Linked DNA regions of Mus musculus: region 1 is linked to region 2. Evidence: chromatin loops called from intact Hi-C (ENCODE). Cell type or tissue: left cerebral cortex. All regions are shown on one strand. Links, peaks and the distances in the headings refer to the core of each region. The heading gives the core; the rest is flanking DNA.

Evidence for each region. Peaks named below come from ENCODE experiments on the same cell type or tissue, not always from the same donor. Only the 100,000 strongest peaks of a DNase experiment are listed, where the experiment ranks them.
Region 1: it touches region 2 in a loop (2.4-fold over the local background); 12 of 42 quality-filtered maps call a loop at or near these places.

The regions. Positions count from the first base shown.
Region 1 is chr5:122,259,479-122,275,327 of GRCm38, reverse strand. Tctn1 (tectonic family member 1) reads left to right here and starts at 10,868. Exons shown (of 14, transcript NM_001039153.3): 1 at 10,868-11,190; 2 at 13,801-13,921. The coding sequence starts at 10,959. It overlaps 1700112N08Rik (a long non-coding RNA gene), which reads right to left and starts at 5. Exons shown (of 4, transcript XR_878753.1): 1 at 1-5. In left cerebral cortex, for the core only: CTCF peaks have their summits at 4,260 (motif pointing left), 7,209 (motif pointing left), 9,230 (motif pointing left) and 9,955 (motif pointing left); DNase peaks (open chromatin) are centred at 7,201, 10,855 and 11,327; H3K4me3 peaks cover 1,324 bases; H3K27ac peaks cover 657 bases.
Region 2 is chr5:122,316,885-122,332,733 of GRCm38, reverse strand. Pptc7 (PTC7 protein phosphatase homolog) reads right to left here. Exons shown (of 6, transcript NM_177242.4): 4 at 15,500-15,623; 5 at 12,891-13,020; 6 at 8,453-11,918. The coding sequence ends at 11,860. It overlaps Rad9b (RAD9 checkpoint clamp component B), which reads left to right. Exons shown (of 13, transcript NM_001382853.1): 10 at 1,037-1,265; 11 at 6,755-6,853; 12 at 7,270-7,383; 13 at 8,510-9,511. The coding sequence ends at 7,338. Among named protein-coding and RNA genes, the nearest start is that of Rad9b, 29 kb to the left of the region's middle. In left cerebral cortex, for the core only: a CTCF peak has its summit at 7,630; DNase peaks (open chromatin) are centred at 5,256, 6,876 and 7,607; H3K27ac peaks cover 2,027 bases.

The DNA.
Region 1 (15,849 bases), core at 4,170-12,169, 58 kb after region 2:
ACAGTCATTGGCTTAAAGAGGAAGGACCTAACTAGTGTCAAACCGATGAAAGCGATTTTGAGATCGTGTAGAGAGTTAAGAAGAGTCAATGCCCAACCAGCGCCCTAGAGCAGGTGGGATGCAGGCTTGGGTCTCCGAGGGCTGCCATCTTGGCTACTTGATTAGAACCAACTGTGACATTCATTGAAGCCCCTTCTAAAATCCTGCGGGCCTCAAGAGAGGATCAATCACATTTTGCTGAGTTCCCCCTTGGACTTAAGCCTCAGGCTTTGACTTGCAAAACAAAGCGGCCCGACAGACACAACACGTGACCAGCTTCCATGGCTACCCTAACAGTGTCAAGAACAAAGTTCCTACCACAAAGGCGGCTGTGTGGGAGGAGCTTCTCTGCTCATTTGCATAGAGAAGTGGGAACAGGTGCCTCTCAGGGCCCCACTGAAGGAAATTTCTGACTTCCTGCTTCAGTCTCTGCTCCAGATACAGCAAGCTCCTGATTGGAGGGCTTGGAAAAGATGCTGGGTGTGTAGCCTGTCTCTTCCACCTTTTTGACCTCGATCTGTCCTGACCTTCAGACACGTGCGTTACGTGGACACCTGTGGATTCCTGGTCCCTGTAGTAACCCAGCCCAGGTCTGGCAAAATCAGTTTGATCCCGAGAGGTTGTTTCTGACCAAGCTGGGTCTCCTTTGAAATTTGAACATCAATGTTAGTGCTTAGATTTCTAGTGTCCTGATTTGGACGTCAATGTTAGCAGTACTGCCACTCCACAAAACCCCTCGTGTTCACTGATGTTTCTCTTTTTGGAGAGCTTCCAGAGGCCGACTTTGGGAGCCTAAAATAACACGTAAAGGTCAGTTGTTGTTTTTTTGTTTTTTTAAAAATACAATCCAGGGGGGTTGGTGGGATGGCTCAGTGGGTAAGAGCGCCCGACTGCTCTTCCGAAGGTCCAGAGTTCAAATCCCAGCAACCACATGGTGGCTCACAACCATCCACAACAAGATCTGACTCCCTCTTCTGGAGTGTCTGAAGACAGCTACAGTGTACTTACATATATTAATAAAATAAATCTTTAAAAAAAAATACAATCCAGGTCTGGGGTTTAAAGGTAATTTAACTGTGAGTTAGGATTCTGGGACTGGGTGGTTTGAGATAGCTAAAATTGTTCTGCTAGGTTTTAACTGGTAACTACCTAAGGACCTAAATTTTTGGATTGAAGAAACCATTCATTCCCACCTCCTCTTCCTACTCTAAACTATGAAAACTGTCCTCAGGTTGTACAGTGGGTCTCCTGGGTGGGTCTAGGTGCTCCCTTCTCTGACCAATAAAAGGTCTGCTCTTGCTATTAAGGCAGATCTGCATTTATTTACCTCTGCCAGTTTAATTCTTACTTTGCGGATCCCAGGGGTCAAACTCAGGTTATCAGGCTTGGCCCCAGTCTTATTTACTGAGCTATCTCACCCGCCCTACCCGTCTCCGCAGCCCCCACCCCCCATCCTTTTTGGATGATGCTGGGGATTGAACTCATGGCCTCCTGAAAGCTATGCAAATGCTATCCGTGTACTACTCCAGCCCTTTCTGCCTAAACATAAACGAATTAATTAAAAACTTGAGATTTAAGAAATGAAAAGGGTCAGATGAGCAGCTGGTATCGAAAGTCTTTAATCTCGGCACTCTGGAGGCAGAGGCGGGCAGATTTCTGAGTTCAAGACCAGCCTGGACTACGGAGCAAGTTCCAAGACAGTTAAAGCTACACAGAAAAAATCCTGTCTGAAACCCCTGCTCCCAAAATAGACTAGTGAAAGTAGTGAGTGTTTCCTTGACTTTTGCCATGAAGCAGAAGATGAAATCCCAAAGGTGAGCTGAGAGAGAAGTGGGAGAGGCTGAGCACTAGAGCCTCAGGCTGGTGGAGACAGGTTTGCTCCAGATGTCTGGGAGGACATGATATGCTCTGGGGACAGACAAAATAAATAAATAAATAAATAAAACTGTCCCTGTCACCTGCCAGAAAGAAGCCAGAAGCTGAGAGAGCAGCCACCCAGGCTGGAGAAGCAGATGTTCAGGCTTGAACTGAAATCTTGGGAGACAGCCTCGGCAGGTGTGAGAGGGAGGGGGGAAGCTTTGCAAGGTGCTCCGAGAGGTTTTAAGAGAAAAGAACAACCCACAAGTTTAAGGAACCCAAGAAAAGCTGAGGTAACCATTTAATTAAGTCAGTGGGAAGAAAATATTATTACTCTTTTTTTTTTCCAGTGATTCAGGGAGGTTAGTCATCTCTTTGGGAAGATCTAAACTGGAAGCTGGGTTTGTGTGGCTCATGCCTGTAATTCTACTCTCTGGAGGCTGAAGTAATGAAGATCAAAAGTTCAAGACCAGAGCTAAGAAACGGCTCAGCATCCAAATGCACTTCCTGATAAACCTGATGACCTGGGTTTAATCCTGGGACCTGCAAGTTGTCCTCTGGTCTCCGTATCTGCACTATGGCACATGCGTGCGAACACACACCCACACACACATGCACGTACGAGGCCAGCCTGGTCTACAGAGTGAGTTCCAGGACAGCCAAGGCTACACAGAGAAACCCTGTCTCGAAAAAAAAAAACACAATAAAAATAATAATAATAATTCAAGGTAGTCTAAGCTACAGTAGAGAGACTTTACATCAAAACAAAATCAAGTTAGTTTGCTCCTTGACTTCTTATACACATTTCACAAAATGAAGAGACAAAGGAAAAAGAGAATACATTCCAGGCAGGAAATTTTTAATCCTTTAAAATTTGTATCTATGATTGTGAGTGTGTATAATGCATGTGTGGGGGTGCATTGTGGGGTGCATGTGTGTGAGTGCCCATGTGGAGGTGCACTGTGGGGGTACACTGTGAGGTGCAAGTGTGGGGACACATGTGGGGTTGGTTCTTTCCACCTCTATGAGGATCCCAGGGATCTAATTCCCATTGTGGAGCTTGTCCACCAAGCTCTTCCCAGTCAGCCATCTCAAATGCTCTTTTATTAAAAACATTATTTAGCCAGGAGTGGTGGCGCACACCATTAATCCCAGCACTCAGGAGGCAGAGGCAGGTGGATTTCTGAGTTTGAGGCCAGCCTGGTCTACAAAGTGAGTTCCAGGACAGCCAGGGCTACACAGAGAAACCCTGTCTTCAAAAACAAACAAACAAACAAACAAACAAAAACCCCATTATTTATTGTTTAGCACATTCACACACCCAGAGGGTGTGCACATATGCATTCACATGGGAGTTTGTGTGTGTGTTCATTTTCTCCATCCTCCATGTGGGTTTTAGGAATTGGATTCAGGCCATCAGTCAAGTGTCACCCTACTGAGCAATCTTGCTGGCCCACAATTGGTTTTTTGTGTCCAGGTTTCATTATATAGTGCTGGCTGGCATTGAATTCTCCATACAGACTGCCCTTGCCTCAGGCTTACAGAGATCTGCCTGCCTCTGCCTCTGCCTCTCTAGTAAAAGGTCTGTGCTACTACATCCAGCATAAACCTTTTCTTAAAATTACATTTGTTTGTTTGTTTGTTTAGCACATGCGTATGTGATGTCATGCTTATGATGTCAGAGGAGAACTTGGAGTGTTTATTTAGCACATGCGTCTGTGATGTCATGCTTATGATGTCAGAGGAGAACTTGGAGTGGATTCTCTCGTTCCATCTTTGGTTGGTTGGTTTGCTTTGTTTTTGGAAACGGTTTCTTTGTGTCCTGGAGCTCACTCTGTAGACCAGGCTGGCCTTGAACTCATAGATCCGCCTGCCTCTGCCTCCCGAGTGCTGGGATTAAAGGCGTGCGCCACCACTGTGTGGCTCATTCTATATATGGGTCCCAGGGATTGCCATCAAGTCAGCAATCTTGAAAGCAAGCACCTTTCTTTACCCATGGAGCCATCCCACCAGCCCTAATTGTTTGTTTTAAAGATCAAACCTCAGAGCTGGGAATGTGGCTCAGTGGTAGCACACACTTATCTAACATATATAAGGCCCTTGTTTCAACCCCTGTTACCTACCTTGCCCCCACTCCACTGTAAAAGAGAAAAGGAGAAAGAAAGGGTAGAAGGAAGGAAGAAAAGCCATGGTTTGAGAGACATTTCTTGTTTCTCTTTTGTTGGGCCTTTAAAAACAGCTGTTTTAGGGGTTGTAGAGATAGCTCAGTGATTAAGAGCACTGACTGCTCTTCCACAGATCTGGAGTTCAACTCCCAGCAACCACATGGTGGCTCACAACCAGTAATGGGATCTCATGCCCCCTACTGGTGTGTCTGACATCAATGACAACGAACTCTCATATATAAAATGTGTAAATCTTAAGAACAAAAACCCAAATATTTTGGATTTATTTTATTTCTACAAATACAAGAGTTTGCCTGCGTGCATGTGTGCCAAGTGTGGGCCCGGTACCCAAATAGATCAGAAGGCATAAGATCTACATGATCCCCAGGAACTGGAGTCACAGATGGTTATGAACAGCCACGTGGGTGCTGAGAACTGAACCTGGGTCCTCTCTGTGATGAACAAAATGCTCTTAACCACTGAGTCATCTCTCTGGTCCCTTTGGGTTTTTTTGCTTTGTGGTTTGGTTGGTTTTGGAGACAGGATCTCACTCTGTATCTCAAACTGGCCTGGACCTCACTATGTAGCCCTGGCTAGCCTCAAACTCACAGCAATCCTCATCTCAGCCTTCTGAATGCTGGAAGAGAAAAATGTTCATAAAGCAGGAAGTCAAGAAAGAGTTCCTATCTAGGGACTAAGGGAAGAGATGGGTCCGGGGCTAAGGGATCTCGCTGGCTTTTTCAGAAGACCCCAGCTCAGTTCCCAGCACTTATATTAATAACTCCAACTCCAGGGATCAGGCACATGTGCACAAAGAAGGAACTCACATCTAGAATACACAACTAACTACACATTAATAAAAACCACCAACAACAAAAATCTAAATACCCACAAGACAACTTGGAAAAGAAAATCCTTGTATCCAATAACTAGGAAGAGACATTCACTCCCGGGGTGTCCACAGAGAGACGCCCACAGTATAGAGGCTAGCTCCAGCGGCACGGGGGAGAACCAAGACTTCTGTGTCACATGGAGAATGGGAACTGAGGAGAAGGCTATATAGCATAAGGACCAGAGTTCGAGTCTCAGAACCTACATAATCAAAGCTAGATACCCAGATGTGGTGGCACGTTGTGTTGTAATTCCTGAGATAGGCAGACTCCTGGGCCTCACTAACCTGCCAGCCTCGCCTGCTCTGCAAGCACTAGGTCAGTGAGAGACCCAACCCTGTCTCAAATAACAAGATGGAACCCATGCACATGAACATGCACATGTGTACACATGCACTCTCAAGCGCGCACACACACAGAAATTGAGAACTTTTCAATGTCCTGGAGGAAACTGGGCGTGTTGGCTCATACCTCAAACCACAACACTGAGGAGACTGAGGCAGGAGGATTGCTGTGAGTTTGAGGCTGGCCTGGACTATCTAGTGTCCTGTCGCAGTTTTTTTTTGGAGATTAAAACCTTCTATTTTGGAGGGAAATGCCTTAAAACACAGGATGTTAAGTAGAAGGTATAACAGTAGGATATTTAAAAATGGTGTGTGTGTATATATGTGTGTGTGCTGTCTTTGAGTCATTTCTGCTTCTGTACGTAATCCCTCATCCATATTCCTATAATTAACTGCAATAAAACTCATTGGTTCACCAAGTTGGACTTCTGTCTGTCACTTGTGGCCTTCCAACCTAGGGTGATGGGAAGTTCAGTCTGTCACTGGTTCCTTCCCTGCGTAGGGTGAGTGCATGTTTATTCATGAATCCCTGCTTACAGTCTCAGAGGACACACAGGGAAAAGCCTGTCTCCAAGTAGGGTGTGGGTGTGGGTGTGGGTGGGTGTGAGGGGGCCAAAAGTTCAGTGCAAAAACGAGGAAGCAAACCTTGTTGAGGTTGGGCAAGATGAGGAAACTTCTTCTATAGGTCATCTGGGGGTCACAGAAAGAATTTGGCCTATTTGAGGTGTGGAGTGATGGACGTCGGGGAGATGTCACGTGGTTTTCTTTTTGGTCCTTGCCTCTGTTTGCACGACCCAGAGATTGTCCTTCACATCTAAGTCAATGGCACTGGAAAGCAATTCTCAAATCCTGCCCTTTCCTTCACCTCCCCAGTCCCGTTCTTTGTCAGTTAATTACCAGGGACAACAGGAGAGTGAGAAGCCAGAATGTCATACATGACTCACACAAACGCACCTCAGAAAGGGATTCAACTTGCCAAAGCCCAAACAGCTAATGTGGTGAAGCCTGCCAGGTGTGGTGGCGAAGACCTTCGATCCCAGTTCTCCAGAGGCAGAGGCAGACGAAGCTCTGGGAGTCTGAGGCCAGCCTAGTCTACATAGTAAGTTCCCAGACATCTAATCCAGGGCTATGGCAAGAGACCGTGTCTCCTAAAAACAAAACAAAACCCCAAAAACCCGGCAAAAGTCATAGTAAATAATGTCCTTTGCAGATAATGTTTATTGTATGCGGGAGGGGGGGAGCATTTTAGTTTTGAGGAAGAACACCAGTTAAGGCTCTGACTTGAACTAACATTGCTCAACTGAATAATTTTCTGGGTGACCCTTCATCTTCCCTGAAAGAAGACTCTAGAGCCCTTGTCCATGGTAAGTTTCTTGTTTGTTTGTTTGTTTGTTTGTTTTTTGAGGCAGGGTCTCTCTGTATAGCCCTGGCTGTCCTGGAACTCACTCTGTAGACCAGGCTGGTCTCGAACTTAGAAACCTGCCTGCCTCTGCCTTCCAAGTGCTGAGATTAAAGGCATGTGCCACCATGCCTGGCTCCATGGTAAGTTCTAAGTGTCTTTAAAACTCTTTATTTCTTCTATACTGGGGGCAGGGGGAGGCAAGTATGTGGCGGTCAGAGAACAACTTGTGGGATTCCATTCTTGATTTCCAACTTGTGGGTCCTAGGGCCAGAACTCTCTGGTTGTCAGGCCTGGCGAGAAGCACTTTGACCCACTGGGTCATTTCCCTGACCATTAAGTGTTTTGTTTTGTTTTGTTTTGTTTTTGCTTTGATTCGATCTCACTGGTTCTCCTATTAGGTGCTCAGTTAACATTTGCTAAATAAACAGGAGCTAATGAAAAAAAAAATGTTTCTCTTCCCCTTGGAGGTGACTAATTTTAATGACAAACGCTGCCACCTTCAGGTCGAAGGTGGAAGTGTAAGGTTCAGAACAGCAAACTGTGGTAACCTGTCAACTACATTCAAAGGCAATATTACATTTTTCTCTAGTTTTACACAGACTCTAATCAGCCGGCACCTGTCCTTTCCATCAACAACAAGGCCACACTTCCTCAAAAAAAGACCACACCCCCTAAGAGTGTCACTCCCTGTGGGCTCCCAAGCGCTTGGATTAAAGGCATGTGCCACCACTGCCTGGCTTAGTAATGCATTTTATGATTTATTTTAAGGATTGATTATGTATACGTGTGTGTATGTGTGTGTGCATATGCACATGTGAATGCAGGTACCAAAAGAGGAAGTCCAGTTACCCAGATCTAGACTTACAGACAGTTGTGAGTCACCTGGAGTAGGTTATAGGAAACAAATTCAGGTCTTCTACAAGGGCAGTAAGCCTTCTTAACCTCTGAGTCATCTCTCCAGCCTCTATTTTACATTTAATTCTATCTATTCTTTTGTTTTTATTTTGTTTTTGTTTTTCTGAGACAGGGTTTCTCTGTGTAGCCCTGGCTGTCCTGGAACTCACTTTGTAGACCAGGCTGACCTGGAACTCAGAAATCCACCTGCCTCTGCCTCCCAAGTGCTGGGCTTAAAGGCGTGCGCCACCACTTCCCAGCTCTGTTTATTCTTTCCAGTAAACTTGGGGTTATAGGTAATGTGCATGTGTTGTAACACGGGCTGCAGCAGCAGTGCCGACTGAAGAGGCCCCATGGAGCTTCAAGAAGAGGTGACCGAAAGAGGAACTTCCTGCAGGTCCCCCAAACAACAGTGAAAACATGTTTACATCACAGAACTCCAAACAGATGTCGGGAAGGCAAGAGCAACAGATCTCAAAGGGGTGTGTGTGGGGGGGTAAGGGTAGCTTAATTCCATTTTGAAGCCCGATTTCCATCCCATGTAGACCTTTAACCTTGCTAGGCAGCTGAAGCTGACTTTGAACCCCTGATCTTCCTGCCCGCCATCATCTCCGGAGTACTAGAATCACATTCCCTTCCTTCCTGCTGTTTTTCTCTCAGACAAGATCTTTCTATGTAGCTCAGGGTGGCCTTGAACTTGGGGCTGTTTCCCTGCTGAGTGTTTCAAGTATCTACTACACCTGGCCTCAGACTGTGTGCTTTGGTAACTGCAAAGTCAGTGGGTCAGCGCACGTCAGTTGATGGGATATTAAGAGCCAATTTAGGTTGAAGGTGCACACACCTGCAGTTCTGACACTAGGGGAGGCTGGCCAGGAAGGGGCAGAGGATACACAGTAAGACTTTGTCTAAAAAAAACCAACAACAACAACAAAAAACCAAGGCTGGAACCTGCCTTGGTATGGTGCCTTGGTATGGTGCCGTTGGTATGGTGCTTGTCTCGGATGCATGAGGCGCTAGGTTGGATCTCCAGGGTCATCTGTACTGGGTACAGCGATAGGCACCCTGCATCCCACCCACTTGGGAGGAAGGAGAGGGAAGACCGGAAGTTCAAAGTCATTCTTATTTACATAGTGAGTTTGAAGCCAGCTTGGGCTACAGGAGACACCCTGACTTGAAACAAACAAACAAACAAACAAACAAACAAATTTACCTGACAAGGAGACACCACCGCAAGCCTGTCAAGTTAGCCACAAACAAAAATGGAAGTGGAGTTGATCATGCCTAACCTCCCAGTGTTTCAAGAGCATCCAAAACTGGAGTTGTCAGACTCTATTGGTGGGGAAAGAACACTGGGGAGTGGCTCTGGAGAAAGGTTGGGCGGTTTCTTATAAACTTACACACAAGACCATAGAATGTACTTCTAGGAAGGGTATCCAAGAGAAATGCAAATACAGGTCTACTTAAAGTCTAGTATACCTGTTAGAACGGCTTTCATTAAAAACCACTGAGGGGCTGGCGAGATGGCTCAGCCAGTAGGAGCACTGACTGCTCTTCCAAAAGTCCTGTGTTCAAATCCCACCAACCACATGGTGGCTCACAACCACCCATAATGAGATCTGATGCCCTCTACTGGAGCATCTGAAGACAGCTACAGTGTACTTACATATAATAATAAATCAATCTTTAAAAACCACTGAAAACTAAAACCAAACCAAATTCTACACCCAGTAAACTTGTTACTTGTTGCCAACAAAAATGTTGACTGGGAAGAAACTCCAGCATAGGTGACTACTATATTGCTTATATTCATATATTCAGTTTTGAATAATGGAAGCGTCACATTTAGATGTGTGCTTTTATTTGGGTGCACACACTCATGCAGGTGCCCCCAGGGACCAGAGGACCGGTTTATATCCTTTAGAGCTGGAGTAACACAGGTGAGAAGCCACCATGCTGGTGCTGAGAACTAAACCCTGGTCTTCTCCAAGCAGCAAGGGCTCCTAATGGCTGAGTCATCTCTCTAGCCCCTAGATGGACTCAGTGAATTATGATGGAAAGAAAGAAAGAAAGAAACTAACAAATGAGTCCCCACTGTCCCCTAAGGCTTTCGAAATGTATGAGCAGATAACAGTCTACACCTTGAAGTCAAATGTCAGAAAATTACATTGAGGCTTGAGACTGGATAAAAGGATTTTGAGAACTTTTCACAGAATGATTTGAAGCACAGGGCTGTAAGACTTAAGGAAGGGCTGGAGAGATGGCTCAGCGGTTAAGAGCTTGGGCTGCTCTTCCAGAGGTCCTGAGTTCAATTCCCAGCAACCACTTGGTGGCTCATGTCATGTCTATGACTGTCTCATGGGATCTGATGCCCTCTGCTGGTGTACATACATACAGACACAACACCATATACAAAAAACAAAACAAAACAAAACATAACTAACCCTTAAAAAATACCTGAGAGACAGAGGCAGGTGGTTCTCCGAGTTCGAGGCCAGACTGGTCCACAGAGTGCATTCTGGGACAGTCAGGTCTACAGAGAGAAACCCTGTCTCAAATTCCTCCCCCATCCTCCCCCTACCAGTAAACACACACACACACACACACACACACACACACACACACACACACACACGATGAGAAGAACATTCCAAATGATATAATCATAAAGGCAGATATGGAGGTTGGATGCGGTGGTGCATGCCTGGCATGAGGCACTGACATAGGGCTGCCTTGGGTTCGAGATTAGTCAGGCACAGAGAGATCCCGTCTAAAAGAACCAAAAAGTTAAGAATTCTTTTGTTTCTCTTATCATAAATAAATCCGTGGACAGAAGTGCTCTGGCGACCTCCTGCGATGTATCCAAAGGCAAAGAAAGTAAAGAAAGTGTTACATGGGGTAAGAAATTCAATGTAACTTAAAGGAACCAAGTCACTTCTAAACATGCGCTGCGGGTCTTTTATTAGAAATACTCTCTTCTAGGCTCTGCCCTAGTCTTGACTGACTCCGAATTCTGTGAGGCTATAGCTGGGAATCTACATTTTTAAAAAAAAAAAAAAAAACAACCACGCAGCACCCAAAGTGTCACAACAGAAGTTTACATCTTCCGATTTTCTGAGGGCTCCTTAGAAAGAGCTGTCTCATACCCCGCCCCCACCGGCCCCGCCCCTCCTCTCCGATTCCGCCCAGGCCCCGCCTATAGCCTCGCCCAGCTCCCGCCCCATTCGCGGGTCTGACTTCAGGCCCCACCTTCTTCCGCAGACCAGTTTGGCCTCGCGAGCCCTTTCCCGTGATACCTAGCGCTAGGCTGTGACTGTTGCCCGGGCAACAGACGGGCCTAGCTCCCCGGCGCGGGCTACTCTGCTAGGCCATGGGGTCGCGGGGTCTCCCGCCGCTCCTGCTGGTGCTCCTAAACTGCTACACCTCTTCGAGCACCCAGGTCATTGCCATCCCGGCTGCGGCCACCCCAGCAGTGACGAAGGAGGATCTCAATTCCACCAAGGCCACCCCCACCACTCTGCAGCCCTCCCTGTCGCCTAGGACCCCGGGAACTCCCAGGGCACCGGAGCGCTCTGGCCCCAGGCCTACCCCGGTCACGGACGGTGGGTACAAAGGGGTGACCCCCCTGGAGCGGGTACACCAGCTCAAAGTTACCCCCTTCTCAGCCTCCCTGTCGTTACCCTCAGGGGGAGATCGGATCTCTGGCACACAAATGCGGAGGGCGGGGCTCAGTTACTCCCTTTTCCGCATCATTGCAGACGGCTGCAGTGGGGTACTAGATAGAAACCTACAGAATGAGTTGAAGGCAGTACTGGTAGAAGAAAGAGTGCTAAGTGGATCTTCGTCCTCTCCACGCAGACACACGGACATGGGCATCCCAGTTGTGTCTAGATTACTGAGAGCCCAGCAGATATTTTCAGGGTGATTAAGTGCGTTTTAGACATTTTTTACCAGCTAAATGGAGTTATTAAACACACCTGTTTCATCCGTATCTACTTACCGCTCGGAATTTGAAGCTTTGGCAACAATTCGTGGTTGTAAATTTAAACACATGAGGTAGTGGACTTAATTGCTCTCTCCCTTTTACCCATCCCAGTGAAGGGAGTATGGCGTTCTTTTAGTGAGTACGCGCAGTTGTCCATGGCTAGAGAGGACCTAGTCAAGGAGGAGCTAATTTGTCTTTCGGACTAAGAAAGCATTTTTCATTTATCAATAAAACTCCCCTTTCCCTTCGTGCCTTTCCAGAGCGTTATACCACTTTCGGGGGGAATTTTTTCTAAATCTTAAAAAAGTATTTTAAATTGTGTGTGCATATTTGTATATGTTTGTGAGGATGGGGTGGATATATATTGGCGCCCTTGGAGAACCGAAGTGGGGAGCTGGAGTTTGTTTGAGAGCTGGCTGACTTGGGTCCTGGGAACAGAAGTTAGGTCCTGTATACAAGCAGTATGTGCTTTTAACTCCTGAGCCATCTCCCCAGCCTGTTCTAGAACCATTCCAGTCTCCTGCCTTCGCCTTCTTTCCTAACTTTGTTCCTGACAGGTTTGCTAAGTGACCCAGACTGGCCTGTAACCTGACATCTTCCTGACTCTGCCTCCCAGTTGCTGAGATTCCCAGGTGTGGGCCTCCCAGCCTGCCTCCCATCTCTAGAGCTTGTTTTTTTGTTTTGGTTTTTTTTTTTTTGTAAATTTTGAAACCATTCATTCATACAAATAAGAATGCTATGACATCCCGTCAGCATTTGGCTAAAATTCTTTGTTTGAAGCCTGAGATTATTGCCCCTCTTCCCCAAAAGGAAACCAAACATTACAGTTAAGATGCAGCCCAGGGGGCTGGAGAGATGGCTCAGTGGTTAAGAACACTGACTGCGCTTCCAGAGGTCCTGAGTTCAAATCCCAGCATCTACATGGGTGGCTCATAGCCATCTGTAATGAGATCTGGTGCCCTCTTCTGGTGTGTCTGAAGACAGCTACAGTGTAACTCATATAAATAAATAAATTAAAAAAAAATCAAGCCAGGTTGTGCAGGTGGTACACTCTTTAATCCTGGGGAGGGGTGGGGGAATCTCTGAGTGTGAGGCCAGCCTGATCTACAAAGTGAGTTCCAGTCAGGGCTACACAGAGAATTCCTGTCTCAAAGAAAAACAACAAGAAACAAACAAACAAACAGATTCAGTGACACCTTAGCTGGGGAAAGGCAGGAACCATGGTGGAAGGCACCTGTGACCCAAAGTAGCCTCTGCTTCAGGAAGCAAAGAGCAAACAACCAAAATTGCCAAAGCCCTGGATGCATTATTTCCTCTCTCCTCACAGTAGTCTGTGCCATGAATTCAGTTTGTTATCTTTGTGCTATATATTGTTTCTTGTTGTTGTATGTTGTGGTTTTTTTTGAGATTATCTTATCTATCTGTATGCCATATACGTGCCCCGTACCTTCAGAGGCCAGAAGAGGGCATGAGATCCCCTGGAGCCAGAGTTAGAGATGGTTGTGAGCGGTCCTGTGGGTTGTGGACACCGAAGTTAGATCCTCTGCAGGAGCAGCCAGTGCTCTATCGCGATCACCCCGCCTCTTTAGCCCTCTGTTGTTTCTTTGAGAGGGTTTTCTCCATTGACAGAGATAGAATGAGCAGGGTAGTAAAGACAGTAGTAAACTGAGCCAGTCTATCGCGTGCTCAGTACTCTGCGAGGAAGCTCTCCCTTCTGCTCTCGTGGAGGTTCTCTGCCTGATCGATGCGAGTCCTGAAGACTCAGTCACAGTGGCTGTCAGGGTGGCTGAGGTCTGAGTTGCTGTCTGGGTGGGGGTGGGGGGATGTCCCTGCCTTTCCTCCATGTTGTTGTTGTATCCTGTCATAAATGCATTACCTTATATTGTAAAATTTTAAATTACAAAAGGACATCATAAGCCAAATTAGGAACATTTGATTATTGGTCAGGATCTTACGACTTTGAGTTCAGCAACCGGCTGCATGTGAGGAAAGGGACAAGGCTGCCAACAGTCCTTCCTTGGAATCTGCTCTGAAGGAGACGTGTAGACCCCTGCAGCCACCTTAGGGAGACACTGGGGTGGGGTACTCAAAGTGACTTGTGTCCATGAGCGACTTTTCCCCCAGTAGGAACCAGACACCGTTGTGACATTGATTTCTGGCATCCCTTGGTGGCAGGGAGCAGTAACATCTCACTCACCCTCTGAACCCTCACTGACCTGTCTCGTAGTTGCTGCTCTGTGTGTCTGCGACCTGCTTCCGGCACAGTGTGATGTCAACTGCTGTTGCGACCCTGACTGCAGCCCTGCAGATTTCAGCATCTTCTCTGCCTGCTCAGTCCCAGTTGTCACGTAAGCATACGACATTGTCACGTAAGCATACGACAGGGAGGTTTGATGGCCGTTTGGCCAGGATGATAAAATGTGGGGACAGGAATCATGTTCCACACTCCTCAGAAGCCCTGTGGGCAAAACCCTGTGTTGTCAGAAGCAGTCACTTGTCCCGTGCAGCTGCTCAACAGTGTGGGTGATGGAGGGACACGTGTGTGTTGCCTCTAGAGTGTTATGAAGTTTGGAAATTAATATTTGAGCTGTGCACAGATAATGTGTCACCTCTTTGTACCTGTGAAATAGTCTCATGGCAGTGTGTGTGTGTGTATGTATGTATATATATAGATAGATAGATAGTGTATGTGTGCATGTATGCATGGGTGTGCTTGTCTTTGCATGCATGCATGTTGGCCTGTGGAAAGCATGGGTCTGTTCATTTATTGCTTTCCACCTTCATTTTTGAGATGGGGTCTCTCACTGAATGTAGAAATCATCCCCCTAGCCTACCCCCGATCCCCGGTTGACAGATGGCTAGCATCCTCTTGTCTCCTCCCCTGCCCGGTGCCCTGTTGCAGATACACATCAGAGCCTGGGCTTGGTTTGCTTTTGAAATCCATGCTGGATATCATGCTTCTTTAAAATCACCCTTCAGAAGCAAGTACGTTCCCCACTAGGCTGCGTCCCCAGCCCCTGTTCCTGCTAGGCCGCCTCCCCTGCCCCTGTCCCCACTAGGCTGCCTCCCCAGCCCCCGAATCAGCTCTCTCTGGGGACTTGAATTAGTCAGGGTGCTTTGTGTGCGTCTCTTTGGATGTAAGCGAAGCAAGGCTTCTCAGTTCCCAGTGCATGGGAAATGGCAGAGGTGGAATTCTCACGCAAGTACAAGTCGAAGATGTGATCAGCTCTGAGTGATCTCGGCTTGTTTGTCAGAGGTTTTTGTAACACAAAACAAAACAGCCCTTTAAGAAAGGTTTAAGCTCTCAGGATGGGACCAGCAGATGGAGCTGACTGAAATGCAGGACAGCCACCTAGCATGCTTAGTCCTTTTGGAAACACAATGGACTCTTCCCAGGAGAAACCATTTTATCAGCCTAATGGGGCAACTGAATTTCCTCCAGCATTGTGAAATAGCCTGGAGAGCAGGTGCTAGCGGGGTCCCTTCCTGGCCTCCAAGACCAGAGCGTGTTTAGCCTTCCCTGAAAATCAGTCCGCTTGTCTTGAAACTGCAAGCGAGCCCTGACAGCCCTGAGAGAATGGCGGCTTTTGAATTGAGTGCCATTTATTAAATTGAATATTTTTTTAAGACAGGGTTTCACTGTATAGCCCTGGTTGTCCTAGAACTTATATATAGACCAGGTTGGCCTCAAACTCAGAGATCCACTTAGCTCTGCCTCCCAAGTGCTGGGATTAAAGGTGTGCACCATTGCACCACCACGGCCTGGACACCCATACAACTTTTAAGAGCTTCCTGTTGGCTGAGGGAGATGAGTGAGTGAGCCAGGGCCTGAGGAACACCAGGGAATGAGGTCGCCTCAGCTAGGCCAGGGAAGGCCTTCCTGAAAAGATGGTCTGAGCTGTCCTGTATGAAGGTTACCCACAAGTTATGCAGCAGAAGAGAGGAGGGCAAGGTGGCTCAGTGGGTAAAGGCGCTTCTTGCTAGCCTGAGTTTAATCTTGAGGGCCTACATAAGAGGAGAACTGACCCTTGTAAATTGTCCTCTGACTTCCACACGTGTGGGATGGAAAAAAGTCACACACACACACACACACACACACACACACACACAATAAAAATACTCAAAGCAAACTTCCTAGTATGTTTTTATATTTATTTTTTTATGTGTATTTGTATGTGTGTGTGTGTGTGTGTGTGTGCACTCATGCACATCTGTGTGTATCTGTGTGTGTCATGGGCAGCACCATACATGCAGTGCCTACAGAAGAGAGCATCAA
Region 2 (15,849 bases), core at 3,489-11,488:
TCTGAGCATGCATGTGTGTGTGCATGCCTGCCATGGCACACATGCAGTCAGGATCGCAGGAATCAAACTCAGGTCAGGGTTGGCAGCAGGTGCCTTCTCTGGCTGAGCCATCTTGCAGGCCCACAGCTGAACTTGTTTCATGGGATGCTATCTTAGTTGCTTTTGTTTCTCTGTGTAGCCCTGGCTGTCCTGGAACTCACTCTGTAGACCAGGCTGGCCTTGAACTCAGAAATCTGCCTGCCTCTGCCTCCCGAGTGCTGGGATTAAAGGCGTGCGCCACCACCACCAGGCCTTAGTTGCTTTTCTATTGCTATGTTAAAACAACAGGACTAAGGCAACTTATAAAAGAGAGTGTTTAATTGGGCTTATGGTTCCTGAGAGTTAGAGGCTGTGATGGGGGAGCAAAGGCAGGCAGGGCAGCAGGCGCAGCTGAGAGAGCACATGTGGATCCTCAGACAGGGAGTAGAGCTCACTGGGGATGTGGGGAAGCTTTTGAAGCCTCCAAGCCCATCGCTCTGACACCTCCCCCACAGGGCCACACCTTCTACCAACTGAGGACCAACACTCAAACAGACGAGCCTATGGGGATGGTTGTCATTCAAACTACCACAGATCCCATGAGCATAATCCATGCTGATGAGTGCTGGGTTGCTGAACTCAAGTCTGTTCTGGGCATTTCTTTTTGTTTGTTTTTGTTTTTCTTTTTTTCTTTTTTTTTTTTTTTTTTTTTTTGAGACAGGGTTTTTCTGTGTAGCCCTGGCTGTCCTGGAACTCACTCTATAGACCAGGCTGGCCTTGAACTCAGAAATCCGCCTGCTTCTGCCTCCCGAGTGCTGGGATCAAAGGTGTGCGCCACCACGCCTGGCCTGTTCTGGGCATTTCTAATGACTGTGTGTATTAATCTTCACTCTCAACAAGTGCTTCTGTTCATAGACTTCTTAATTCACAGCTCCCATCGCCATCTCACACTCGTCTCTTAGTTACAGGAAATTTATTTCCCAGTAAACAACTCCATCCCATCCCTTTAAATGCCCAGGTCACACCCCATACAGTCCAGTGCCCCGGAGGATAAAAGCAGAGTCAGTCAGACCCCAGAGAGCATCTCTCGAGCAGCGCCCAAAAGACTATTTCCCAAGGATTCTCCTGACAGCAGCTCTGCAGCTGAAACCAAGAGAGCCAGCGCCGGCCAGGATGACATCTTCGAAGTGCCTGAAAGTGTTGTTAGTGACATGGAGGAAGAGCGGAGCCCTTCACACCTCAGGAAGGTAGGATTGCTGTGCTGAGGTGGGCCAGGGCAGCCCAGTGCTCCAGCATCCACCTTGCTAGAGGCCTGGCCTGGCCACCCTGTTTCATGATGGCTTTCTTTCAAGTATATTTACATTCTTTGAGCAAATTCATCTCCTCTCCCCCTTTCTTCCTCCACCCTCCTCTCTGCTCCCTCCTGCTAGTCTTCTTTCTTCCACCCTCTGCTTTCTCGCTTGTATATATATGTCATATGTATTGTGTTATGTGTCTATGTGTGTATGATCCACAAGTGAAACACGCCATGCTTATTTTACTATGATGATGTCCATTTACATTCATTATCTAGCAGATAACATCATTTCATTTCCTTTATGACAAAACAGAATTCCTTTTTTAAAAATAAGTTGTACTTATTTCGTAAGCACTGGTGTTTTGCCTCATGTATGTCTGTGTGAGAGTGTCAGATCTTGGAGTTACAGAGGATCGTGAGCATGTGCTTGCTGGGAATTGTCCTCTGGAAGGACATTCGGTGCTCTTAATCACTAAGCCATCGCTCCAGCCCCCCAAATAAAATCCCATTGCATAGATATCCCAGTTTCTTTATCCACTTACCCGTTGATGGACAGATAATGTAGCTACTGTAAAATACTGCAATAAGAATGGATGTGCAGGTATCTCTTGGGTCTGTTAAAAGTCCTATAGTTGCACAGTCACAAATAGCCAGAAGTGATACAGCTAGGGCATTTAGATGGTGATAGATATTTCTAGGGCTTTTGTTTGTTTTAGAGAGAGTTTTATGTAGCCCAGGTTACAGGCATATGCCACTACATCGGGCTCTTTTTTGGTGTTCAGACAGCATCTCTAGTAGTCCACAGTGCCTTTGAACTATGCAGTCAAGGACAGCCTTAAAGTCCTGATCCTTCTGACTTGTCTCCCTAGTGTAAATTACAAGTGTGCCGCCATGCTCAGCAGATATTCCTAGGCTGAGGGATCTCTGTGCTGATTCATGCCATGGGGCCCGGGTCAATTTACATTCCTACCAGCAGTGTAAAGTTCTTCCTATCTCACCACAATCATCCTTGCTGGCATTTGTGGTGTTTCTTTTTGTTTTAGGTGTGTGTGTGTGTGTGTGTGTGTGTGTGTGTGTGTGTAGTGTGCCTGAGTATATGTATGTGTGTACACCAAACTCATCGTATGCCCCCTTGAGTTCATACATTATAGATACTGGTCCTGTCTGCTACAGACCTGTAGGCTACCCCAATCTGTAGGTTGTCTGTTCATTGAGTCTTGCTCACTTTGCTGTGCAGAGGGTTTTTATTCACACAATACCAGCAGTCAGGTCTTACCTAAACTGCTGGAGTCCCTTCTACAAAACCCTTGGCTGTTCCTATAATTCATGTGTTTATCTGTATTCTCTTCTAATTTCAGTTTCTGTTTATATTAAAGACTTAGAATTTGTGTGTGTGTACACGTGCCACAGCTCACAGTGCAGTGGTCTGGGAAGAAGGCGGAAATCAATTCTCTCCGCCCACTCTGTGAGTCCCTGGGATTGAATCTGGGGCATCCGCTTGACAGCAAGTGGCCTTATCAGTTATAAAAAATGGTATTGTGTATGTATGGCATTGTATGTGTTGTGTGATATGCACACCTGTGCTTGTACCTACACATGCGGGCACATGAAGCTCAGGGCCAATTCTGGGTGCCTTTTTGCTTTAATTAAAAATGTTTGTGAGCCGGGCGGTGGTGGCACACGCCTTTAATCCCAGCACTCGGGAGGCAGAGGCAGGTGGATTTTTGAGTTCGAGGCTAGCCTGATCTACAAAGTGAGTTCCAGGACAGCCAGGGCTATACAGAGAAACCCTGTCTCGAAAAACCAAAAAAAAAAAAAAAAAAAAGTTTGTGGGGTCTGGAGAGATGGCTAAGGGGTTAAATATGCTTAATCTTGCAAGGCACTAGAGCTTTGCTTCCAGGCACTCACAACTGCCTACAACTCCAACTCCGGAGGATGCTGCACTGTCTTCTAGCCCCTTCAGGCAACTGCAGGACTGAGCACATATATTTGCACATGCACACACGGACACACACACATACACATCTTTAGAAAAAAGAATCAGCAACTTACAGCACTAGATTTGTGTGTGCCCATGCCTGCGCTGGGCCTGTGATCCAGGCATTGCCTACTGAGCAACTTCACCAGCCCTCCCGCCATCTTTACTTTTTTTTTTTTTTTAAGATTTTTATTATTATTATATCTAAGTACACTGTAGCTGTCTTCTGACACACCAGAAGAGGGAGTCAGATCTCACTATGGATGGTTGTGAGTCACCATGTGGTTGCTGGGATTTGAACTCAGGATCTCTGGAAGAGCAGTCAGTGCTCTTAACCGCTGAGCCAGCCCCAATCTTTACTTTTTGAGACAAGGTCTTATTGAACCTGAAGTTCATTCCTTCAGTTAAATTGACTGACCAATGAGCTCCAGGGATTGGCCTGTCTCCACCCCCAGCCCTGGGGTAACAGACACTGCCCATATTTTTATCCCAGTGCTGGGATCCAAACTCAGGTTCTTGTGTTTGCACACCAAGCACTTCCTCCATTTATTATTTTTTTCTTTAGCAAATGAGCAGCTGCAAGTTTCCTTACACAAACCCTGCTTCCCTGCTGCTCTCTGCACTCACCACAGGCTGGAAAGCATGCTTTCCACACAACAGCTGTACTGTCTTTCCTGAGTTAACCACCCTAAGTGACTATCTGTATTCCTGCAGTTCTGCAATTTCAAAAGTGTCACAAGCACTCGGGAGGCAGAGGCGGGAGGATCTCAAGAGTTCAAGGCCAGTCTAGACTATATATCAAGTTGCAGGCCTACAGAAGTATTTTGTCAAACCTTGTCTTAAAACTGTTAAAAGCTCCAAGTACAAACTGGGTCACACATGCATCTCCTATAATTAGAATTGTACCCTTAAGGTAAATTCCTCCTAAAAGTTCGATAACTGAACCAAGTGTGCAGGTATTCTTTGAGGTCCTGCCAGTGTGTGCCTGCTGCAGCAGTGAGAGGGACTGACAACTTCCCAAGTCTGCAGACAGCTCGTAGTGCCAAACCTGGAAAAAAAAAAAACAGTGCCAAGTTTATAGTTCAGAAATTTTGTTTACCTTTAAAATATTTTTATTTTCTGTGTGTTTGCCTGCATATACGTATGTGTGTCACGTGTGCACCTGGTGCACACAAAGGTCAAGGGTTAGATCTTGAACTGGAGTTACTAATGGATGTAAGCCCCTATGTGGCTGCTGGGTGCCACACCTGGATCCCCTGCAAGAGCAGCCCTTGCTCTTAACTGCAGAGTCATCTCTCCAGTTCCAGTTGTTTGCTTTTGAGGCAGGGTCTTTCTACATAGCCCTGGCTCTCCTAGAACTCACTATGTAGTCCAGGCTGGCCTCGAACTCACAGATGCACCTGCTCCTTAGTTTTGGGATTAAAAATATTTTGTGTTTATGTGTGTCTGCCACATGTGTGTAGTACCTAGAAATCAGGAGTCAGATCCCCTGGAGCTGGAGTTAAGAGGCAGTTGTGAGCCATCCATCTTGGGTGATGGCAACTGAACTCAGGTGGTAAGAGCTTGTAACTGCTGCAGCATGTCTTCAGTCTTCCTCATCGTGGCTTTAATCTGCATTTCTGATTGCGAGTGCAGTGGCATAGCTCCTGGGAAGCAAACCTGGGTCTTATGGGAGAACAAGCAGCACCCCACCAGCTGCGGCCTCAGCCCTGGCCCTCCTCGTGCGCTCACTGGATACAAAGATGTGCACAACTACACCTTACATTGGATTTCTTTTGTTGGTGGTGGTGGCTTTTTGGCCATGCAAAGCCTTTTTCCTTTACATAGTAAATTTTTTTAATTTTCAAATGATTTTTGAGCTAATTAGAAAGCTCTTCCTACACTAGTTAAGAAATCCACCCTTTCCCTCCTATGTTTACTCGCTGTGCCATCTGGAGTCTCTCTTCATGCACGCTGTAAATTATGGTCTAACTTTATTTTTGCAGCTACCCCAGAAGCCTTTACAATTATAGTCTGCCTTTGCCAGGGCTCTGGTGTCTCCCGTGCCATGTTATAACATGATATACTTGTGTCAGTCTCTGGACCTGCTCTGCTTGACTCTTCAGTGGCTTCTTTGTTCTCTGCCACTTTATCAATGGCTTTCTACAGACTTATCTTTTTCTACTGTGAACATTTACTTGTAACTAAACTTTAGTAACTTGCTGTTAGCCAGCCTCAGATGTTAAGCCCAGGTAGACATCAGGAACAAGGCAGGTGGCAAATAACACTCACCCCAAAGCAAAGTCAGCCAATACCAAAATACTTTAGCCTGAATTCTGCAGCGTCAGAAGATGCCATGAAAATTACTGAGAGCTACTACTCAGGGCCAGACACCTGGATGAGAGGCTGCACTGTCACCTCTAGTCTCAGGACCTTAACCTTGCTCAAGGCCAGACTCCTAAAGCAGCAAGAGACTGCTTGCAGGTGAGCTCAAGGCAGCTGCTGCCCTTTAACAGGTGACTGCAGATTTCACTGCAAGAACAGCACACATGTGCTCTCCAGCTGCAGAGGGCAGTGTGTGCAACGGCTCTCTCAGGGCTAGATAGCAGAGTGCCACTTTGCTTGCTTCTTTCAGGTTACTGCCATGGCCATAGTCTGGCACCTTCCTGCATTCTTAGGCTCATAAATTGCCTTCTTCTATCTCCCAAGTCGGGTAGTCAAGTTTGTATCCTCCCTGACTGGCAACATCAGCTTTGCAACCTGATCCCATCTCTACCTACCTATGTGATGGGTGTTCTAGGGTTCGGTCCATGGTGATGGCTACTGTCCTGCTCACTGCAGCTAATCTGGGGTTAACTGCAGTGAGGGATCAGAAGCTGCAGAAGACATCTCTCCAACCTAGTGCATGTCTTCTGCTACAGGAGACTGCTTCAGGCACAGGACTCATTCTTGGGAAGGGCTGAGGTCAAAAGCTTAAGGTAGGTAAGGAGGAGGATGAGAAGAGTCTATAAGTACAGACAGTTACTTCCCTGTGTCAGAGCAGAGGCAGCAGCTGCAGAGGGCAGAGGACGAGACATCTGAGCATCAGCAACACTAAGGCTCCCCTTTAACAAGGCAGCGGGTTGGGTTAGGGGGTCGTCAGCTTCAGCCTCTGAGGGCAGATATGGGATTGGGACAGGGGAGCCAGCTATTGATCCCCTTTGATTAAAGAGACCCACCGCCTTTCCCAGTCCTGGTGGACATTTTTGTAGCTCCAGGAGAGGTCACAGTAGACTACCATTTATAAAGGTCCTGTCTTGGGCTGGTGATGGCAGAAGAGCTTTGGCCCTAGATGTGTTCAGCAGGTAATGGTGTCCAGGATTCATCACCATCAAAGACAGTGGCAACACATGGCCACATTCTTAAAAGCACCACCAGCTGGAACCTTCAGTGTGCAGGCTTTGTCTTGAGAATAAGCGACACTCTTTTGTTTTCCTTTCTAGTTTTCCTGCATGTTCTTTGGAGCTGTATCTTGTGAACAGCAAGAGTATGCCGGCCACCCCTTGGACAGCCTGGCAGTAGCAAGCGACAGTGAGGAGGACGTGAGTGGCTGAGCACCCATGCTAACGCTCAGTGATAGCCGCGCTGGGCACTTGGCTGCCTGAAGGCCAAGTGGAAATGGAGCAGACTGTCCCAGGATGCCCCAGACTATCAGTGTCACTAAAATCCGTGTGCTACTCGGGGGACAGAGCTGGCAGCATAGGAATGAGCCATCAGGGCTTAGATGCCACTGTTTACTCTGCTGCAGCCTTGACACGTCCTGTGCTGGTCCCTAAAGCAGACTTTCCTCAGCATGGGGCGAGGTGGGGCTTCTGTGCCCGACTGCAGACAGCAGGCATTCCAGTGTATGTGATGGCCTGACAGGTTTTGTTCAGAGTAGAGAAAAGGTTGTGAATAAAGAAACAGTTAACTTTTCATTTTGTGGTCATTTTATATATGATACAATTTTATTTCCCAGCCCTCAGCTGCTCTGGTTCCTGTGCGCTCTGCAGTGGGAGGCAGAAAGCATGCAGTGAAGTCGGTGTGAGTCATCTGCACACAGCAGCCAGAGCTCAGCCTGGAGAGGAACAAGGTAAGGTGGCGGGGGACAAATGCCTGCCCACTGCTCCTCTCAGGTCTAGCTGCTTACGTGTAGATTACGTGCAAACCTGGCACCAAATGCACTTACGTAACAGCTCACGGTGTAGGACGCTCTCACCAAACCTGTGTACAGTCGGTTACAGGCAACAAAAGGAGCCGCTCAGGAACGTGTGCTTGCTGAGTCCTTGGAAAAGCACCAACCTGGAAGGAAGCATCAACCCGGCAGGACTCAGTGCTGCCCACGTGCGTCAGCGGCTTCAGAAGTGAGAGCAGCGTTCTAGCTGAAACCAGAGGGACTGGGTTCTGTAGCTGCTAAGTGAGTCACAGCTACCCACGGGAATCTAATAAAAACCCAACTCCATCCGAAAATGTTCCTCTGTGAATGAAAATGGGCTTTCAAGAAGCTTTTAGTGGAAGCTGGCAATGCCCACCTATCTCAGCCTTGTCCTCTGTCGTAGGCTGAAGATTTAGGAGTCTCATGTTTACACTGATAACTGGATTTCAGACAGTCTTACCGGGCACAGATGGCTGCAGAGCTACTCTGTAGGTCTCCCTGCCGAGGACAAGGCCTGGGCTCACACACTGATGCAGCTCCCAAGCACCTAGATCAGCAGCAGCCTGGCTGCAGCACCAGTCTGCCCAAGACAGTGACACTACGACACTAGCTGCACCCAGAGCTTTGCACTTCCAGTGGAGCACAAGGTGTGCGTGTGTGGTGCTGGGATGGAATCCGGGGCCTTGCACATCCTAGCATAGTGCTCTGCTACCGACCTCCTCCCCCCCAGCAGTGTTTTTGGTAGCTTCTTCACTCAGTACTGTCTGGAAGGCACAACACCCCAGCTACAAAACCCTCTATTTTACACTCAATTGTCAGTCGGTTTTGGTGAATTTCTGAGGAAGGTAAGTAGCTGTTGATAACTAGCCATTCCGGTCCATGCTCAGACAGTAAAGCACCACAGACACAGCTCCGAGGTGCTGGCTCACTGTCAGGCAGACCAAGAATCTGGGAGCTGAGGGTGGGTGTCTCAGTTCCTGTCCATTCAAACCAAAGGAGTGGCAAATAGTATAAATACTATATTTATTAAATATCTTTACAGTTTATTTAAATGTATTTACAGAACTATTCCTGCATAAGTTATATTTCCAACATCGATTCGGGTCATTGCCTCTGGTAGGACGCACGATGATAGTCTCAACAGAAAAGGCAGCGCATCAGTACACACAGACTCAGACTTGCTTCGTCATTTACTCATCGTTGCCACAGACTACCTACTAACAGTTATGTTTTGACATGGACACTGCTTTATTGAGAAGTTCAATTTTGTGATAAATTTACTTTTTTGAAAGAAATAGAATCCAAATGTCTTCTGTTTCATATTATGTTGTTTTATGTTTTTCTTTTCTTTTTTTTTTTTTTTTTTTTTTTGCTATTGCAAATTTTTTTAAATGTAAAACTGTGACAATTTCCAAGAAAGTGAGTGTTACAACTTTGCCAAAGAGAGCTGCTGTACAGTGACACAGAGCCATGAACCTACTCAGACACGCACAGCTTCAGCCAATCTCGCCAATCCCGCCAGCCGCCTCCAAACCACTCCTGCCCTGTTTCCATCTGCTGGCTACTCTATCCAGAACAAAGGCAGCGGCAGCGGCAGCGGTGGAGGGCACTCTCCTGCCTTGGAGCTTATACCCAGTCTCTCCAGACCCAGCCCAACCCAGACACATACCTGGAATGAATTCTCTGTGAGTGAGTAGCCAAGCACACAGATAACTCGGGATACATGACTTGTTCCCCTCACTTCTCTCTGTTTGTAAGACTCTAGCTACTTCATCTCCACTTGATAATTTTATACTTTTTGTGCGCAGGCAGCTTAAGTTCATAGGAAGAAATAAGGTTCTGATATGTTTAGAGTGCACATTTTTAAAACAGAACAAAATAAAAATTTCAAGCATGTGATAAAAATAGTGATTTTTTTATAATACAGTATTGCTTTATAAATATAGATGGAAAAGCTATAAACTTTACTGGTCTTTGGTGCATCCAGAGGGATAAATAATTTGCCATTTGTAAATTAAAACCCAAATTTTCTCTTTTGTTATAAAAGTTCACTCTGTGAGACAAATATGAGTGCTTACATTGCTTGATTTAAAATACAACTCACGCGCACACCAGGTTCCAGATCAGACCTGGCGAGGGGTGTGTGATGGAGCCCCTGGCCTCAGTGAGTGTGAGCAGCGTTTGCTCTGCCTGACCTCTCGACAGTTATAAAATTAAGTGTGTAACAAAAAGGACAGGGAGAAGCAAATGGAATATACGATGTCACCAGTCCACACGCCAGGCCTGAGGAACTGTCACTGAATCCTGACGTCTGCCTCGTGGTTTTCAGTTTACTAGAACAGCCATACTGCCTGTCTGTTTCTTACAATCACTGCTCAGAAAAGTGAGTTGACTAAAAGTAAGTTGTATAAAACACACCAATCTACTTTTACAAACATTGGTTGATGGGCTAAATGAGAGCAGAAAAAAGCCAGTGACTTGACCAGCTCTGCTCTTAGCAGGAATTAAATGTCGGCATTGGAAAATTAATGCAAAATATATCCAGATTGTAAGGCTACAACACCTCTGACCAAGAACTAATTACAAACCACACAGAAGAGCTGAAGTCCTCAGTCCTAGAGTCACACACCCCATCTGGATGCAACCTTACTGTTTTAAACACAGACACTGCAAAGAGTTTGTGCAAAATAAATACCCACCACGTGCCCCTCACGCCCCAGGATCAACAGAGTGCGACATCTCCTTATCCAGTCTCCCTCCATACCAGAGAACTAACTCAGTGTTGTCAGGTTAGGGGAGTTAAGGCATTCTGACATGTAATTAAAGGTGATTCAAAATAGGAATCTAACATTATGCCAATTTAGGAATAGTAGATAAATTACTGAAGAGCTTACAAATGAGTAACTCATTCTCATGAATGAATGCCTGTTACAAGCATGATGCACTGAGAGCACTGACATGTACATGGTACATGGTAAACAGTTTAAATAAAACAGAGACAGCTACTCAAATATACAAACGCACAGACAGACAAAACCTTTTAAAAACAAGTTGAGGTAACCTCAAACACAAGTTCAATGCAGTAACCAGGGAGCCAGTGTCTCCTGCAGAGGAAGGGCTGCACGGCTGCTCACACCATCTTCACACCAGCGTCATCTGACTTGCACAGAAACACGGCTTTAACTTAAGGGTTTCTAAGTATATACGGCTTTTCTACCACCAAGTTAATGAAGGAAAAGAACGGACCCAAAAATATATATATATCTTTACAGCAGTCAATTGTACATAAACCTTAAAAATAAGTTTGCGCTCGCAGGTAATGGGGAAATCTGAGAAGGAACGTTACCTACTGCAAATGGCTATTGGAACTGTAAACATTAAGCTGGACTCAGGGCCCCACACTCAGCTGCGGTCACTGTGAATGTCAGGTCACCACTAGCTTTCCTGTGGGCTCTGGGAGCTGCAGCCACCACACCATCACCTTGAGGACACAGCGCAGGTGGGGCATGCTCTAAGGGTGGGAGGCTCCTGAGGGAAGGAGCAGGCTGTCCACAGCCAACCCCATCCCAAGCTGCAGCTGCACACTCTAGCCCTGGAAGGCCCGTGGCATCTTACAGGCAGCACGGACGACTTCAGCTACAGCATTTGATTCCCAGGCTTTGAGGAGTTCTGAAATTTTGCGTGGTATTTCCATTACTAGATTTTGGTAAGGAGTCTCCTTCCCCTGTCCCTCTCCTGTGGGCCAGGCCTCTAGCCTGTGACCTGGACAAATCAACAGACTGCCACAGCTGCAGTCACAGGGGCACAATTAAGCATCTTTTAAAAAGCACAAAATATCTGCATCCATAGAACAAAAATTTTCTTCCAATTTGTGACCAAAACCGTCCGCTGCTGGGGTTGGGATGTCATGACCCAGCACAGGATAGAGCAGGACTGTGGGCTCCTGGCAAACAGAAAACACAAAGCCCCAGCAGTCCTCGCAGAGCCTGCGCCTGGGGGACACAGGGCTTCTCCTGGGATGATCCGCGTGTTTTTTGGCCGAGGTGCCGCTATTTACTACTTGTTGAATGTTAACATCCCTTTAACACACTGACATTTTGAGTTCACTTTACCAACATTACTTCTTTTCAAAACTTCAACTGCTTTTGAAAAGTAAAAGACTTTGAAAACCTCCAGGAGAAGGGAGAGGTCACCTCGCTTTTTCTCTCAGTGGGTCACCAGTGGGTACGGGCTAGCGGGTGACAGCAGTGGTTCTCAACAAGGATCTTGATGGGTCTCAAACATGGGCCAGAGCATCCATCATTGGCCACTGAGATCAGTGGCAAAGAAATGTGGTCCTGCCAGCAGGATCAGCACATGTGGCAGGGAGAAGTCGGGAGACAGGGGAAAGGCAGGAGTCACCAGTGTGGCCCATCAGTCCGTGTACTCAGCCACTATTGAGAGGAGGACGGTGATGTCATCTGGCTTTCCACCTAAAACACAGATGACACTTATCAGTGTGCTTGAAGGAAAAGTCAATCAGAGATGTGGCTCACGTAAGCACTGAAGACAAGAGCTCTGTGGGTTTGCTCTGCTGATGCTCCAGACTGGAGAGTCAAAGCTGCAAGCTCCAGTGTGGGGAGGATCAGGAATTCAACGTCACGCTCAGCTACAGAGAGTTTAAACTGAGCCAGTGTTACCCGATGCCATCTCCCAAAGCTAAAGTAAACAAGGCCCAGTTATACAGCACCAAGGCCAGGCCACGGCGGTGCAACCTACAAGCTCTGTACTTGATGGGCCGAGGCAGGAGGGTCAGCACATACTTGAGTTGTCTACAACCTTGTGATTTAACTGAAGCTTAAACCCACCCTGCCGCTTTCCTACTCGGTGGCTGTGGTCGGCCCACAGCATCACATGAGTAAGTGCAGGACGGCTACAGCCCAGCACTCACATACCGCACTGGCCTAATTTGGACAAACATGTCCAGTGTTTGGAAACTCAGAATAGCCTGTATTCTAATCTGCCAAGAAGCTATGGCATGTGCTTTCCTCTGTTTTAACATTTCCTCAGCCCAGATGTGCTCAGCATGTCATAATATTACCCTAGCAAACGCTGGGCAGCCCTAGACAGTTCTGATGCCAATGTCATCCAGCCAGGACGGGCCTGATCCCCCAGTCACACCAGGAAGTAGACCAATGGCAGGGTCGTACAACTTCCCTCTGCAGACTGCTGCAGCAGTTTGGACTCAGCCACTCAGGAGGCAGAACTTAGCTGCTGGGGATGTGGCCCTGGGTAAGCAGGGCACTGTGGAGTAAAGGGCTTCAGGTTCCATGCTCTCTCAGGCAGTCAAGGTCGGTTCTGAAGGGCGGCTCAGGAAAAATGAGCCGCCACCCTCCGACCTTGCTAAGAGGACACACACCTACACATTTTCACCCAGAACTCAGAACCTTCCAGAGAATGCTTACCTCTCACATTTAATCCATTGTCACATGCAAACTGTGCAAAAGGTGACATATAATTTGGGTCATAGGCCAGCTCATGCGCTTGCTCAGCAATGCTTCTTGCAGTCCGCTGTATACTCTCATAATTTGAATTCTAAAATGAAGGATGGAGTTATTTTTACCACGGTGCCTCATGTGAGCTCTGCATAAGAACACTTGATGCAGGCAGCACTGTAGGCAGCTGCCACGCACACTCCAGTAAAAGTCTGCTTGACAGGCTGAGAAGCCTGGAAGCACTTGAGGAAAAGAGTTTCACGGAAACTCACCTCCTGGAGCTTTGGCGTTCTCATTAACCCATATACATACCCTATTCCCACGTTAGTCTGGTGTATGGATCCCTGCGCTCTCTTTTAGCATTATATTATTTTAAGTGCCTTTTAAGATTGAATTCTGACGTAACCAGAGCCTTCGCCAGTGTTCCAAGGTCCCAGAAGCAACTGAGCTTGGAATCCGGCAGGAATGCAGTAAGGAAGTTACCTATTCAGTAACTAAGCATTACAAAAAACGGAGCCAGCAGCTCAGAGCTGGTCTGCAAAGTATTTACTAAGGACAATAACAAATCTCACCCAAACAAGGGAATACCATAATAGAGCTAGGGAATCCCACTGAGACTTAGATCTTCCCTACAGCCAGGTATAGCAAGCTTCATATTAGAAGCAAGTTGGTAAATTCTTCTAAAGACCCAGGAAATAGGGGGATTGTGGTATTGCAGTATTCATGAGAAGGCCTGCTAGTGCAGAACCCCTGGTGGTGGGCTTAACAATAGACTAGCTTTACACCTGGCTCCCTTCATAGTGGCAGCAGCCTGGTCCCCGCCTTCTTTTGATGTATACATTCCTTTTGTATTTCATCACTGTAACTTGGTGGATCGTATTTTGCCTGGTTTCTTGTTATTCTTCGGTATAAAAAGTTTGATGCTCAACATGACAAAATACATTCAGATTCTACACAATCTCACGTGTTGGTCTGTCTGTCACCCGCCAACTCCTTGCCCATCTGCACCCAGAGACCCGCTCCACGCAGACAAAGGGACCCAGATGGTCTGCGGCAGGCAGCACACTCACCTGAACACTCCCCCAGCACTTAGGTTTATCCAGTGAGAAAAGACATGGAGACAGCACTACGGGGACCAAGCCCGTCAGATCAAGGCCCTGCCTGAACCTTTGGTTGAAATGGCTCCACATTTTTAATTAAGATTTTCATTTTTGGTCTTCCATTTGAAATTTTTGAGGTATTCTTGCTAAAATGGGATGGTCTGAAAAGGTGGGTTTGGGCCACATTTTCATGGTGCCTCAGAAGTCCCCATGTTTGGGAAAACACCTAGCTAGCCATATTAGCTTTTTTCAAGTAAGAGGTGCTCTGGTGCTGGCTATGCTGAGACTGGCCTGCAGGCTTTGTATGCCATAGCAGACTCTTGCTTTGCTGTGCGTTCTCTGACCATGCCCTGTCCTAGCTACTTCCACTTCCTCATCTATAAAATGGGCGCTGGAGGACAAGCCTCTGCTCAGCCCTGCCATCAAAGGTTCTACATCTTTCAACCAGCAGAGGGCTAGGACAGCTGGAGGCATGGCTCCAGAGATCAACAGTACTGGTGTCCTTGCAGAGGACCCAGGTTTGGTTCCTAGCATCCACAAGACTGTTCACGTCAGTTCCAGGGGATCCAACACTCTCTTCTTGCCTCCATAGGCAACACTCATACACATAATATTTTTAAAAAGCAAAGTTCATAAAGAAAATGAAAAGCCAACAGGTCTGTGCGTCTAGGCCGCCTCCTCACAGGGGCCTTCCCTAGCCAATCTAAGATAGGAGTCCCCTTTATTTCTAACCCTGCTCACTTGCCAGCAGCCTATATTGTGTATCTATCTCCTCCCCAGCCGTTCTCCTCTGCACTGGAAGCCCCGGAGGGTGGGCCGAGTGCTTCCTGCTGACGGCTGTCAGCACACAGTGCCCCAGTACAAGCGACCACCACAGGGCAGGCACGGTGCTAGGACTTCCTCCCCATGGTGTTGGTTACTCTTCCCTGCCACCCTGAAGGGGAAGACTTTTTCTTCTTCCCAGTTCACAGGCAAGGAGGCACTGCTTGGACAGTAGAAGAAACACCCCAAGCCAGAATGGCAAGGTGCCAGAGAAGAAGGCCAGGTCTGCCAGCCAGAACTTTCTCTGGGCTAAGAGAATCTGGAAAGCCCAGCTTCTGGTCCTGCCACCTTTTGTGGTAGAGGCCAAACTCTCCCTCAGTGATAGCTCTAGTCAACACCCACACTCCTTGCTGCCTGGTCTCACTTCTGACCTCCCAGCCTCAGCAACCGCAGGGTGTGTGGTGACAGGAAAAGGAGAGAGGCATAAGCAGGTGCATAAGATACGAGGAAACAAAGCAACTTCCGACTCCCCTGGACCACCCTATGAGGAAGGCTGAGCCAAGGGCTCCCCCAGTTCTCCTCTAATGTTCCCAATTGTAATCGCCTGGGATAGTATACCCATCATTTTGTGAAGTTCAAAAAACAGTCTTTTCCAAACCAACATAGGGACAGGGCACTGGGCAGAGCGGCAGCTCCCAGGGCCTCCAGGCTCCTTACCTTCAGTTTTTTCAGCTCCTGGAGGATCATGTAATCAGGCATGTTGTCAAAGAGCCCATCTGTTGCTGTCAGGATGATATCTCCTAACTGGACATCGAAAGATGTGCTATCAGCAGCGTCTGGGCTGTGGCAAGGACAGAGGAGGAACAGCAAGGTGAAGGAAGCCCTGCAGGTATGTGCCAAAGGCCCTGCTACCTGCATTTTACAATGTCAGGAGGCTTTAAATATGGCCTCAACTAAGGAAGCTGGGCTAGCGAGCGAGTCAGCAGACAAGGGGAAGACCAGCAAGCCTGCTCACTTGAGTTCTCCCATCCTAAGCACCCACAAGTGAGAGAACTGACTGCCACCAG